Linked DNA regions of Homo sapiens: all the other regions are linked to region 1. The links are chromatin contacts, found by Hi-C or POLR2A ChIA-PET in ENCODE. All regions are on one chromosome and are shown on one strand. Each heading gives the region's core, a stretch centred on a gene start or an enhancer-like site at or near the end of the contact. The rest is flanking DNA. Distances are from core to core; before and after follow the strand shown. Region 1 holds the start of PHTF1 (putative homeodomain transcription factor 1). Region 2 overlaps LRIG2-DT (LRIG2 divergent transcript). Region 3 has its middle 68 kb from the start of LRIG2. Region 4 has its middle 170 kb from the start of TRIM33.

Region 1 (3,081 bases), core at 173-2,672:
AGCTCAACAGAATTGTAATGTTTAGCACTAAGGAAAGGAAAAGCTGTCAAGGAGCAAAAGCAGAAGGAAACCACTGCCAATGTGTGCAATATAAAAATAAGGGTAAAATAATTTTTACTTTATTTGAGACAGGTCTCTGTTGCCTAGGCCGAAGTGCAGTGGTGCAATCATAGCTCACTACAGCCTCGAACTCGTGGACTCAGACGATCCTCCTGCCTCAGTCTTCGAAGTAGCTGGGACTACAGGTGCGCGCCACCACCCCCGGCTAATTTTTTTTTTTTAAGAGACGGGGTCTGGCCATGTTGCTAAGGCTGGTCTCAAACTCCTGTGCTCAAGCTACATTTCCGCCTCAGGCCTCCCAAAGCGCCCAGATTGCAGGCGTGAGCCACTGCGCCCAGGCTGGGTGAAGTAATTTGTAAAACTTAGTCCTGTGGGAGTTATTTTAGCTTAGTCGATTTTCCTCATCCGTGAAATGGGATAACTTCCACCTGGTGCCCACTCAATAGATAAGAAGAAATAATGTCTGCAAAACATTGAGTACAGCGCCTCTTAGGCTTTCTTAAGTGAAGCTATCATCTGTCATTAGCTTTCTCTGACCCAGATGCTACACGCTGTGGGCTAGCAAGAACACGGCTTCAAATAAGGTGGGGAGAATGGCTGTAAGGGGACAGTGTTCCATTAATGGCCAAAAAAAAAAAAAAAAAAAAAGCAGCCTAAAAATCCTTTTAACGTATCCTTAAATATTCACTTGAGGGTTCAACCTTTCTTTCCTTTCTCCTGACCTCTATCGGCCCTAATTAACCTGTTCCTGCCGCCACCTAACTTTACCCTAATTTGGAAAAAGCTGTGACTGCCCAATACTTGTTCCTCTTTTCCCCCTACACCTTTGAGCACTAGAAAGCTCCAGACCCAGAGCTGCTGAGGGGCGGGAGAGGAAGGGAGTCACTAAGCCGCAGCCTGGCCCTTCCTCCCAGGGCAGCGTAAATTCACGCAAACATTGATTCGTTCGCTCAACAAACATTGGGAACCTAAGTGCCAGGCTTGTGCCAGGCCCCAGTCTCTGACCTCATGGAGCCCACAGCCCACTGGGGAACAGAGATTAAGCCATGAAACACGAAAATGAGTGCCACAAAGACGTGAGCTACTAGAGTATCAGGACCGACCTCCTTTAGACCGCTGGATGGGAGAGTCGTTTGTGAGGAAGTGACTTTTAAGCTGAGGCCTGAAGGGTGATCTGAGGGAGCTGCTCTTGGCCATCGATATGCCGCGCGACTCCCCAGGCCCTCGGACCCGGAGCCTGGACCAAGGCTGGGCGGGAAGGCCCCGGGCCAGGGGCGGAGCCACCTCGGCGGCGAAAGCCGGAAAGCGGAAGCCGAAGGCTGCTGCCCGGTGGTCGGCTGAGCGGCTCTAGCCCAGATCTCAGACGGCTGAGTCACTGCATCCCGGCGCGGCCCGCAGAAGACGAGCGCCGCTGCCGCCGCCTCCTCCTCCCGGGCTCCCGGGCTCTCGGGGTCCGGGGCCTTTGCACCTGTCTTTTCCAGCTGGGCACAAAGCCTTTTGCTGTCGCCGTGGCGACTGGAGGCCTTCACTTTTAATCCCCCTCATTTTCCAGTTCATTCTCTGCTTATTTTCTGGTCAGTCCGTGACCCTGTAGGCGGCCTCTGACCGGCGATCGATTTGCCGCCCTCAGGGCGCTGGGCGGCCGGCTGCCTCCGAAGCTGGGGCGGCCTCCGCGGTCTCCATGGTAACGGCCTCTCCGGCGTCTCCGCCTGGAGGGGAAGATGCGGCCTGCCTGGCCCGCCGCCTCGCCCCCGGCCTCACGGTGGGACCCCGGGCACTGAGGACGGAGGTCCCGGGCGCCGGCCCGCGGGGCAACGGGCACTAGGTGAGAGCCGGACGCGGGCGAGCGAAGGAGGCGGGTGCCGGGCGACTCCAGCGGCGGCCCCTGCCCCTCCCCCGCACCCACGAACACGCTCGCCCGATATATTGCAGAGGCTTCTCCGGTCGCCGCTGCGCCAGTTTTTTTTTGTTTGTTTGTTGTGTTTTCCCTGGCAAACAGCTGGAGAAAGAGCAGCTCATGGAGAGGCTGAGAGAAGCGGTTTTCGCGTCCTACCCAAACTGGGAGAGTAACCTTCAGCAGCTGGACTCACCGATTGGTTTTCCTTCATTTTCAGTGAAATCCCATTCTCTGGCTGGAGACACAGATGGCCTCAAATGAGAGAGATGCTATATCGTGGTACCAAAAGAAGGTAATACATATATATATTTTTTTTATTTGTAAAGCATTCTTCCTGCAAAAAGCTCCCACAAATAATATAATGTTACTTTCCCCCGAGTTTAGTAGTGCCAGGTGTTCATGTATACTTCAACATAAATGAAAAAAAAAAAAAAAAGATGTACAAGGTCATTATGTCTTTTAAACCCGGTTCCAGGTCCCAGAATAAGGTTTACAAGCCACCTCCTTCAGGCTGCATACACAATGCCACCGCAATGCTTTGAAAGTTTGCTTCTGATCAAACTGCTTAAAAACAAAAAAGACATGAAACCTGTATGTGCACAGCTCAGATTGATACTATCAACAATCTTATTGAGCTGTTCCTTATCTTTTATTCCTCTCTAGTTTTTCTAGTGCTCTTTTCCTTAAGAAGTGGATTTTTTTTTTTTTTTTTTTTTTTTGAGACGGAGTTTCGCTCTTGTTGCCCAGGCTGGAGGGCGATGGCGCGACCTCGGCTCACTGCAAGCTCCGCCTCCCGGGCTCAGCCTCTGGAGTAGCTGGGATCACAGGCGCCCACCACCACGCCCGGCTAATTTTTTGTATTTTTAGTAGGGACGGGGTTTCACCATGTTGGTCAGGCTGGTCTCAAACTACAGGCGTGAGCCACCATGCCCGCCCAAGAAGTGGAAATATCTTTTAAGGTAATATTAATTTGAAATATTTTGGGCATTGCTTTTGAACTTACTTTTAGGTCCAGCTATTTTAGATTTTTGAAGGAAACAGTCCTTCGAAGTATTGATTTATTCTAACTTTTGAGAAGCATATTTTCCACATAGCATATTGATACTTAATAGGCTCATGACTTT
Region 2 (3,081 bases), core at 271-2,770, 720 kb after region 1:
GAAGAAGGAGGAAATGGGTCACTGCCCATGGCTGGCAGAGCAACTGCTGTGCCTGAGCTTTTATTCTGTGAACAAATCTTTGCTCTCTTCACCAGTGACCCACATGAACTGTCATTCCCAACTGCAATAAAGTGGGGCAAGGGCTGAGAAGGGCTGAGAAGGGCTGACTCCACAGCTGTGGAGTAAGAGTTCCCTGGCAGGAGAAGAAAGACTGAAAGACACAGGGCTTTCATGGAGGCAAAAGAAACAAAGAAAGTCTGAGACAAGGAGATTAAAAAACAAAAACAAAAAAACAAACAAAAACCTCTGAAAAGCCTAATTGCCCCTAAATGCCTCGACACCAAAACTTTGTCATTTTTTTCTTTTTTGTGGCTGTCTTCCCATTTTATTTTTAATTATTTTTTTTTTCCGAGACGGAGTTCCGCTCTTGTTGCCCAGGCTGGAGTACAATGGTGCGATCTTGGCTCACTGCAACCTCTGCCTCCCAGGTTCAGACGATTCTCCTGCCTCAGTCTCCCGAAAAGCTGGGATTACAGGCGTGCGCCACCATGCCTGGCTAATTTTTGCATTTTTAGGAGTGACGGGGTTTCACCATGTTGGTCAGGCTGGTCTGGAACTCCTGACCTCAGGTGATCCACCCGCCCGGGCCTCCCAAAGTGCTGGGATTACAAGCGTGAGCTACCACACCCAGCCTGTCTTCCCATTTTAAACACCCTTTATGTTCCAAGTGAGGTAAAGGTGAGGAATAAAAGGGAGAATGGTTGCAGAGCCTCATTAAGCTGGGAGCTAGGATCACAGGAGCTAGTGGAGATCTTGGGTGAATCCTACTGTTTCTTGAATGAGTCCTAGAAACGCCCGCTCATTTGGCTACTTCTTCCTTTCCTGCACACAGGAATTTAACAAGATTCTTCTACAGCCTGGTGACTTTGTGATCTCTTAGCCTTAGTCATGTCCTCTTTCCCTCCCACCCTAGCCCCAGAGACTCTTCCTCTTTTCCTTGGCAGTTCGAGTCCCAGAGTGTTATTTATCAGTCAGCAGCAGAGGGCGATCTGGCCCCGGAGAATGACCCGGTCAACTCGGGCCATATGCCTGGGTTGCTAATGACTTGCAGCTCCATCAACATAAAGCTGAATTCTTCACAAAGGAACACTGTCACTAAGCTTTTTCCTTTTCATTCTTGAAAGCTACACTGCCTTAGCTAACCCCTTCCCCCTCCCGCCTTCATTCCTGCTCTCTTTCCTCTCCCAACCTCTTGGAAGCAGCAGGAAATGAACAAGGTCCACAGTGGAGAAAAACAAATCCCAGGGCCCTGCTGAGGAAAACCACAGGAAAATGACCAAGTGGCATTAGCAGCTGCAGGAGTTTTAGGTAGCTGTGTGGTGTGCGTGTATGTGTATGTGTGTGTGAGAGAGAGAGAGAATCCCACATAGCAGTACTTTTCATAGTTTAGCATAACATAAAAATCACCTGGCGAGCTTGTTAAACCACAGCTTCCTGGGCCTTACCCAGGAATTCCCGGGGCCCAAGAATTTGCATTCTTAACACTCCTAAGGTATTTTAATGATGCCAGTGGAGGACTGACCACATTTTGAGCAGCACTGCTGTACACAAATGCAGTGAAATAGAATGTATAGATCTGAGCCAGGGGCTTGCTTGGATAACATCCTGATATGATGGCCTCCCCCAGAAGAGTCAGGCCAGATCCTTCCAATTCCAGGCCAGAAGATTTCATAGATCAGCCTACAGCTGTTCCCTCCCCTTGAAAAAGAAGCAGAGAATGTATCAACAAGAGCATTGTTTGGAGAGGGCTGAGCTCAGATAATAGGCTGGTTCTCCATTGACTGTTTCTTTCATCCCAACTGGCAGAAGAATCACAGAAGGCCCCTCCTTTCCCCTCCAGCAGAGATGGATGCTCTACCTACTTAAAAATCAAGAATTCTTCTGACCTTGGCTGTGTCCAACAACTCATGCCCAGAGGCTTCTGACCTGTCCCCTCCTTAGCACCCTCCAGATCTGAGAACCTCCAGAGTCACAAAGGCCTGTGGAAAGAGCTGGTTATCTTCAAGATACCCAGAGGCGCTTGGGCTGATTTAAAGGCACTACTCCCTTCTGTTTATGCAGCAGAAGATAACAAGACAGACAGAAGTGCTGCTATGGTCTGAATGTTGATGTCCCCACAAATTCATCTGTTGGAATTTAGTCCCTGATGTGATACCAATCAAGAGATGGGGACTTTAGGAATTGATTAGGTCAGAAGGCTACAGCCCCCATGAATGGGATTAGTGGCCTTATAAAAGAGGCTGGGGGGCCTGGCGTGGTGGCTCACGCCTGTAATCCCAGCACTTTGGGAGACTGAGGCAGGCAGATCACTTTGGGTCAGGAGTTCTAGACCAGCCTGGCAAACATGGTGAAACCACATCTCTACGAAAAATATTAAAAAATTAGCTGGGCGTGGTGGCGCATGCCTGTAGTCCCAGGTATTCAGGAGGCTGAGGCAAGAGAATCGCTTGAATACAGGAGGCGGAGGTTGCAGTGAGCTGAGATCGCGACACTGCACTCCAGCCTGGGCGTCAGAGCAAGACTCCGTCTCAAAAAACAGAGCTGGAGGGAGACTGTGAGACACATTTAGAAAGCATCATTTATGAGGAACCAGCCCTCTTTGGCAGCTTGATCTTGGGACTTCCCAGCCTCCATATATGGTACCAATCCTTCTTTAGTTTTAGTGTCCATATCACAGAAGGGCTCATGTTGTAAAAGAAGTCAAAAGCAGCCTTGAATAATCAGAACCCTTCTGCCAGATTGTCTAATGTCAATTTGTTTTCTAGAACTACTGCTTCTACATGTTCTTCCTCTTCATCTGGCTCTGGTTTGGAAGCACTTATCTCCATCAAGTCATCTTCTGTTAATTCCTCAGGTGTGGTGTCTATTAGCTTTTGAATTTATCCAAGATCTGTATCTTGAAACCCTTTATCTCCCACCTTTTTTGGGACATCCACAATCTCTTTCATGATTTCCTTGATTGCTTCTGTCATATATCCTGATAAGTCATGCACAACATCTGGACACAGTTTTCTCCAGCAG
Region 3 (3,081 bases), core at 252-2,751, 620 kb after region 1:
TAAGCACTGCCGTAGAGAAAAAAGCCCTTGAATTCTGTCTGGAGCCACCTGGGGATGCTGTATATGAAACAAATGCCACAGCCCTCATTAGCAGAAAAATACACTTCAAGTTGCTTCCTGTCTTCTTTAGGCCTCAAGAAAGCTGTAACTGAGTGGGAAAATGTTGAAACCTCACAGCTAAAATGAGAGCATTCCAGGGAATTCTACAAAATCATGAAGTGCCTCCATCAGTTGAACACAAACCAATTCTCAAACCCAGGAAACCGTAACGAGAGATTGGGTGAACACTTCCTAGCTCTGACTTATTGCCAGGCATTGTTCTCATTGTTTTCTATATATTAACTCTCTAAATCCCCACAGTAATGTTATGAGTTAAATACTCTTATCATTTAAAAGATGAGAAATAGAGGCACAAAGAGGTTAAATGACCTACCCAAGCCTCAACAGCTAGGAAGTGGTAGAGCTAGGATTTGAACCTATATAGTCTCATCGCAGAGTCCTAAACTGCCTGAAATATGTACATTTAAGCAAAAAACAAAAAGTGCTGATTCATGGATTGGAATGGAGTGGGATGAGTAATAACTGGGTGGTGCTTTTTATCTCAATATGTTAGATCAGCTAAAGACAGAAGGGTTTTGATAGCTGAGGGGCCCAGTGTCTATCCCATACTTTAAGGAAGGCCTCAGAAAGGCCAGCTGCTCCCCTAGATCCACCCACAGCTCCTAGTGTCCCCTGACAGACAGCAGACTGGTGCCAGAGTAGTTTCATGTGGTTGAGAGCCAGATATGCAAACAGTTCTGCATGGGTCCCTTTATGCACTTACATACTGTATTTTTTACTAGAAAATGGTGACATATTTAGTACCTAGTGCAGCAATGTCGTAGGTCCTACAAGTATGAAGCCTAACTTCTAGAATGGACTCTACCACCTACTGTCCCTTGATTCAGTTCTTTGCAACTATAAATATTTATTCATTCAGTAAATAATTTTGAGACCTCCTCCATGCCAAGCAACATGCACTAATTTGAATTCAATAGTTGCCCTAAGGTACTCACTATTTGCTGGTGGTGACAGTCAGATAACGGGATCTTTATAAGCACTTCCGCACTGTGTCCTCAAAGTGTGCCAGGGAGTGAGGGAGGGCTCAACCTGTCCCTCTTCCCTAGGAGTCTGTGAGCAGCAAATGAGATCATACAGGGGAAAGGGCTTTGTAAATAGCAGAAGGTGAGAATGGGGTGTGTGAGGAGGTGGGGAAGAGGGGGAAGAAGGAGGAAGCAGAGGGAACGGGAGGCAGAAGGGAAGGAGGGGTGAAGGAGAAGAGAGGGAGTGGCAGGGGGAAGGAAGGGGAAGTAAAGTGGGAGGACTTCAACTAGGAGCTGGCTGCCTTTTCTGGAGACCTCGGGCAGGCAGCCGCCAAGCTGAGTGCTCCATCAGGGGCTGTGAGCCTGAGTGAGGCCTCACAGGAGTGAGGGAACCAAGCCTGAAGCTCAGGGCTCACTCTCCTAGCAGGCCAAGTCCAAACCTTGCAACCGTTGCCAGACTACTCTGGACTCCGTCCTAGTGGGGGCCTTAAACTCGTGTTATGTTGCTTGAGACTAGGTGCTTTCGCTGCTCCCCATGCACCCCAACCTCTTCAGGATCCCAGCTTGAAAAGTGACAAAGGCCAAGCTGTCCCTCTATTGTGATGCCCGATTTCTCATGAATCCCCTTATATAATGGTATCTCTGAGAAATGGTGGCTCGAGGTGACGCCAGCCACCACCATTCTCTGTACTGAATCGCCACCTAGAGGCCAGTTCTAGCCCAAACCAATGTGTAGGCCAAGTTTTCAATTTTGCCTCAAGATAGAAAACAAAACAAGAGTTATCTTTGAACAAAAAGATAAAAAGGCAAGAAAATGGCACAAGACCTTTAAAAGGACTCCATCAGTCCCTTCACCAACCCTGTGGTTTGCTGATGAGATATGCAAGGGCTGAAATGTCTCCACTTCTCAATGGGGCAGGATTTCCTCCATGGCTTGGGACCAATGTGAGAATGTCACTGTTTCTCACATATTCTAAAGTCTAGATTTGAAGAACAAATATGCCAAGAAAACCCTCCAGTTTGCCCTGCATGTCAGACCCCAGCCCATCTGCTCCTCTTCTTTCATGCCCAAATTCAGACACGTTGGCTAGCTTGGGAAGACAGCTCAGCAGAAGATAGGATGTCCTTTTTAGGAGAGTTTGCTAATTTGGCTTACATTTCTGGAATTAGATGCCCTACACTGAACATGAATACCCATTAATCCTGGACCATTTATTGGGAAGTAGTTGGATGAGTCTACAAAGGCATCGAAGGTAAGTTGATAGTTCAAAATGAGCATCAAGGCCGGGCATGGTGGCTCAACGCCTGTAATCCCAGCACTTTGGTAGGCCAAAGCGGGCAGATCACCTGAGGTCAGGAGCTCAAAACTAGCCTGGCCAACATGGCAAAACTCCGTCTGTCTACTAAAAATACAAAAATGAGCCGGATGTGGTGACAGGTGCCTGTAATCCCAGCTACTTGGGAGGGTGAGGCACGAGAATCACTTGAACCCGGGAGGCAGAAGCTACAGTGAGCCAAGATCGCACCACTGCACTCCAGCCTGGGCATCAGAGTGAGACTCTGTCTCAAAAAAAAAAAAAAAAAAGAAAAAAAAATGAGCATCGAGGTATTTTGGTCTGAAGAAAATCCAAGCTACATGGTTCCAGATCTTCAGTGCCCCAGCTTGAACAGTATCAGGAACAGCAGAGTACTAAGAAAAGTAAGCCAGGCTCCCAAACTGAGCAAGGACAGTTTTCTTAATCCTCTTTTTAAATTTTTTAGGTTTTTCTGTTCATTCCTTTGCCAGTCTAGTAATTCAGCTTCCCACTACTCAGCTTATTGAATTCTTAAGTATAATTGGAAAACAAGATACATAAAATATTCAAACTCTCATTATCAAAGCATCCTAGTTTGTGACTGCTTGGGGATAGCAGTGTGTGCAGTGTCCAGGGAATGCCCACAGAGGCTGCAATACATTTTTGCAGGCAAGCAGCTGCTGGTCCCTCTTCAGACCAACAAC
Region 4 (3,081 bases), core at 171-2,670, 590 kb before region 1:
CAGTCCAGAAGCATTAGAGCTTCACGAAACCTCAGAGATATGGTCAGTCGCCTCCTCAGGGGAGGCACCCAGGGCTAGTGCCCTGCCTAGGGTTTCATAGGTGGTGGCAGGCCCAGGCCCAGAACATACATCTCCAGACGCTGGTCTGAAGTGCTTGCCATCAAGCCTAGTCCTACATCTGCTGGGACCCCAGTGCTGTGGGGAAGGGATCTGGTGCTGTGGGGAAGGGATCTGGTGCTGTGGGGAAGGGATCTGGTGCTGTCCGGAAGAGATCTGGTGCTGTCCATACCCATCCGCGTGTAAATGTTGTGTGGCTGGTACAGTTTAGTAAGGAAAGTGTCAAAGAAAGGCAGTGTGAATATTGGTCTGCGAGGTATCAGCGAGCCAGTAAGCAAAGAACTTGGGAGGTGCGTGCTCTCTCTCTCTCTGACACACACACACACACACACACACACACACACACACACACAGCAAATTTCGGGAGGCAAAAAGCTGTGGGATTGGAGTTGGAGAGCTCAATTTCTGTGAGATCTTAATGAGATGGTTCTGAGAATCTTCAAAAGCTAGACAATTACAAGACACTGGAATTAAAGTTTTGCAAATACCTGAGGGAGAATACTAGCTCAGGCCCTCAAAAGGTAATCACCTGTCCTGAGCAGCCAGGACCGGAGGGTCCTGGGCCAGAAGACCCTCAGGGCAAGGGGCCATTGCAAAGACGATCATGACCATGATTACCGTCATGATTGTTATCCTCGGAGAGGGGCTGCCTGCCACAGGGAATGTGCGATGGTTTCAATCTGAAAACAATCCCTGAGCTGCATGTTCAGGTAAACTCATGCTCTAGAAGCAAGGTGCTGTCGTGCAAGTTGCTGGCACAGCCTTCCGCAGCCTTCTTGCAATTCCGGGCTGCACCCGCGAGGGCTAGCGTCACGGTCCCTCTTCTGAGGCGCGCTGGCGCCCTCTAATGGACACTGCCGAACAGGACGCCACGGCGCTGCTGAGGCGCGATGGCTGCGAGGCCGCTAGGGGCGCTTGCAGGCGGCACAGACTGGTGGAGCCGAGTGACGCGGCCGCCAGAGGTTTGGGCCGATTTTGGAGACCGGTGATTAGGTTTCTTTCTGCCTGATTCAGTCCTGCTAAGTTAAAACGTGCAATAATCCCTTACTGCCAAGGCACACGTTTCTCTGTGTTTCAGGGGTATCAAAAGCATTTGCTAAACAAGTCAAACCCGTCGTTCTTTCGGTCTATTCTATCAGTGCCTGGAGAGGAATCTGGAAGAAGGAGGTGGAGAAGGAAGGAAGGGCGTGGAGGGTGAAGACGGCCCTGTGTTCCCCTGGGCTGGCCCGGCCCTCCTTTCCCAGAGCTTTTCCCCCTCTCGCCGTCACTCCCGGGGGCCCTGGGCCAGGAGGGAAGGGGGATGGAGGGGAGGATGGGATCCCAGGGGAGGGTCTGGGTGCGCGCCCCCACTGCAGGGCAGGTGACTTCGGAGGCGCTGGAGCCAGCGGAGCGCAGGCCTGTCATGCAAGCCGACCCTGCGGTGGGAGGAAAAGCGGTCTCTCGGGGGAAGGCTCCTGGCAGAGGCCTTTCCCTTGATCGGCTCACTTGGCTCTTCTGGCAATGCGGTGCCCTTCGCAGGCAACTTTCCAGGGGTCAGAATCACAGTACGCCAGCCCTGGTTTACTCCCCACAAGCGTCTCAGTCCATCACTCTGCTTTGTGTTGTGCTTGCTCTGAGGCCCAGGCTCATCCTGTACAGGCCTCATCCAGTAGCTCAACATCTGTCTCCATTCCCTCTCCCTGTCCTTTCCCCAGAACCTCCCACCAAGAACGCTGGTCTCCTATTGCTTTCACAATAGGTCTTGATGGCCCAGAAAACCCGAGCGCAACTCTATGGCATCCAAAAATGTGTTCCCCATTACTACAGGCAGGGGAGAGCTGGGTCTTTAAACACCCTGGAGGTGAGGGGCATACACGTGTGCCTTCCTGCCTTAGAGTAGGCGGAATCCTAAGACATTAAAGAAAAGAAAACAAGACAGCTGATTTCTGAATTAAGCCGGATTAAAATTCATACTAAGCTGTACTATTAATTTAAAAAGCTCTTATTTACGGTCTACTAGACACTGGGCACTTTAAATTCAATAAATTATCTCTCTCTCTTTTTTGTTTTTGTTTTTGTTTTTGTTTTTGAGTCGGAGTCTCACTCTGTTGCCCAGGCTGGAGTGCAGTGGCGCGATCTCGGCTCACTCAGCCTCCACCTCCTGGGTTCAAGCGATTTTCTTGCCTCAGCCTCCTGAGTAACTGAGATTATAAGCACGTGCCCCCATGCCCCATGGCTATTTTTTTTTTTTTTGTATTTTTTGTAGAGATGGGGTTTCGCCATGTTGCCCAGGCTGGTCTCTAACTCCTGACCTCAAGTGATCCACCCCCCTTGGCCTCCCAAAGTGCTGGGATTACGGTGTGAGCCACCACGCCCAGCCTAAATTTAATAAATTCTCACAACAAGCAAGTTAAGTACTGTTTTCTCTGTTTTCTACATGAGAAAACTGGTAATCAGAGAGGTTAAAGACTTGTGCAAAACTACACAGCTCTCGATGTCAGTTGAAATAGGTAGGTTATGCTGCCTTAATAAATAGCCCCCATATTCCAGTGGCTCATGTTAAACCAGTCGTGGTTTATTTCCTATAAACATTCCATGTGCCTCACTCTGCTCTGTGCTGTGCTTGCTTGGAGGCCCAGACTAATGGGGCCGCCAGTTGTGGGACATTGCTGGGTGCTGGGTCAGAGACCAGAGAGCTCTGGCGGGTCCCATCAGCAACTGCAGGCTCTGGCCCAAGGGGCAGGTGGGCTTGGCTCACAACTCCCTGCCTGAACAAGATTCTCTACCCTTTCAGCCTCATGGGAACCCAGAGATGCAACTCTACTAAGTGTCCAAGCAGAGACCCCCTGATGCTGGTGGTTAAATCCTTGGTGATTAAAGACGGGACAGAGGGTGGCTTCCCCTCCCTACCTCTGGGTCTCACTCGACTTCCCCTCCCTTCTCCTTTCCTCCCTTCCCCTTCCCGCCCATGTCTCTCCCATCTCT

What was found. A loop is a pair of places that touch in the nucleus more often than their neighbours do. ChIA-PET counts read pairs that join two places held with the same protein, here RNA polymerase II (POLR2A). Pooled maps may share reads with other maps.
Region 2: POLR2A ChIA-PET joins it to region 1 with 26 read pairs in Panc1. The contact joins the enhancer-like site here to the promoter of PHTF1 in region 1. POLR2A ChIA-PET finds 5 or more read pairs at or near these places in 2 of 52 experiments (Caco-2 and Panc1).
Region 3: a map of MCF 10A shows a loop between it and region 1 (14-fold over the local background). The contact joins the enhancer-like site here to the promoter of PHTF1 in region 1. A Hi-C loop is called at or near these places in 4 of 168 maps with a recorded cell type or tissue (MCF 10A, chondrocyte, endothelial cell of umbilical vein and 1 more) and 12 of 50 pooled maps. POLR2A ChIA-PET finds 5 or more read pairs at or near these places in 6 of 52 experiments (AG04450, HepG2, K562 and 3 more).
Region 4: a loop to region 1 is called in a pooled map, with 2.7 times the contacts of the local background. The contact joins the enhancer-like site here to the promoter of PHTF1 in region 1. A Hi-C loop is called at or near these places in 2 of 50 pooled maps. POLR2A ChIA-PET finds 5 or more read pairs at or near these places in 3 of 52 experiments (WTC11, activated CD4-positive, alpha-beta T cell and activated T-cell).

Annotation. Positions count from the first base shown.
Region 1 is chr1:113,757,827-113,760,907 of GRCh38, reverse strand. PHTF1 (putative homeodomain transcription factor 1) reads left to right here and starts at 1,422. Exons shown (of 19, transcript NM_001323043.2): 1 at 1,422-1,885; 2 at 2,175-2,249. The coding sequence starts at 2,205. RefSeq lists an enhancer at 970-1,549 and silencers at 1,700-2,019, 2,653-2,782.
Region 2 is chr1:113,040,775-113,043,855 of GRCh38, reverse strand. The region is part of intron 2 of LRIG2-DT (LRIG2 divergent transcript); the gene reads left to right. Among named protein-coding and RNA genes, the nearest start is that of LRIG2-DT, 31 kb to the left of the region's middle. RefSeq lists enhancers at 1-296, 895-1,189, 1,218-2,137 and a silencer at 985-1,034. Within about 2 kb of position 1,520, at least 12 of the 41 ENCODE cell types and tissues checked have a DNase peak (open chromatin) inside an H3K27ac peak, as active enhancers do.
Region 3 is chr1:113,139,396-113,142,476 of GRCh38, reverse strand. No RefSeq gene overlaps it. Among named protein-coding and RNA genes, the nearest start is that of LRIG2, 68 kb to the right of the region's middle. RefSeq lists an enhancer at 1,502-1,671 and a cis regulatory region at 1,051-1,951. Within about 2 kb of position 1,501, at least 9 of the 41 ENCODE cell types and tissues checked have a DNase peak (open chromatin) inside an H3K27ac peak, as active enhancers do.
Region 4 is chr1:114,344,595-114,347,675 of GRCh38, reverse strand. No RefSeq gene overlaps it. Among named protein-coding and RNA genes, the nearest start is that of TRIM33, 170 kb to the left of the region's middle. RefSeq lists an enhancer at 1,530-2,030. Within about 2 kb of position 1,420, at least 21 of the 41 ENCODE cell types and tissues checked have a DNase peak (open chromatin) inside an H3K27ac peak, as active enhancers do.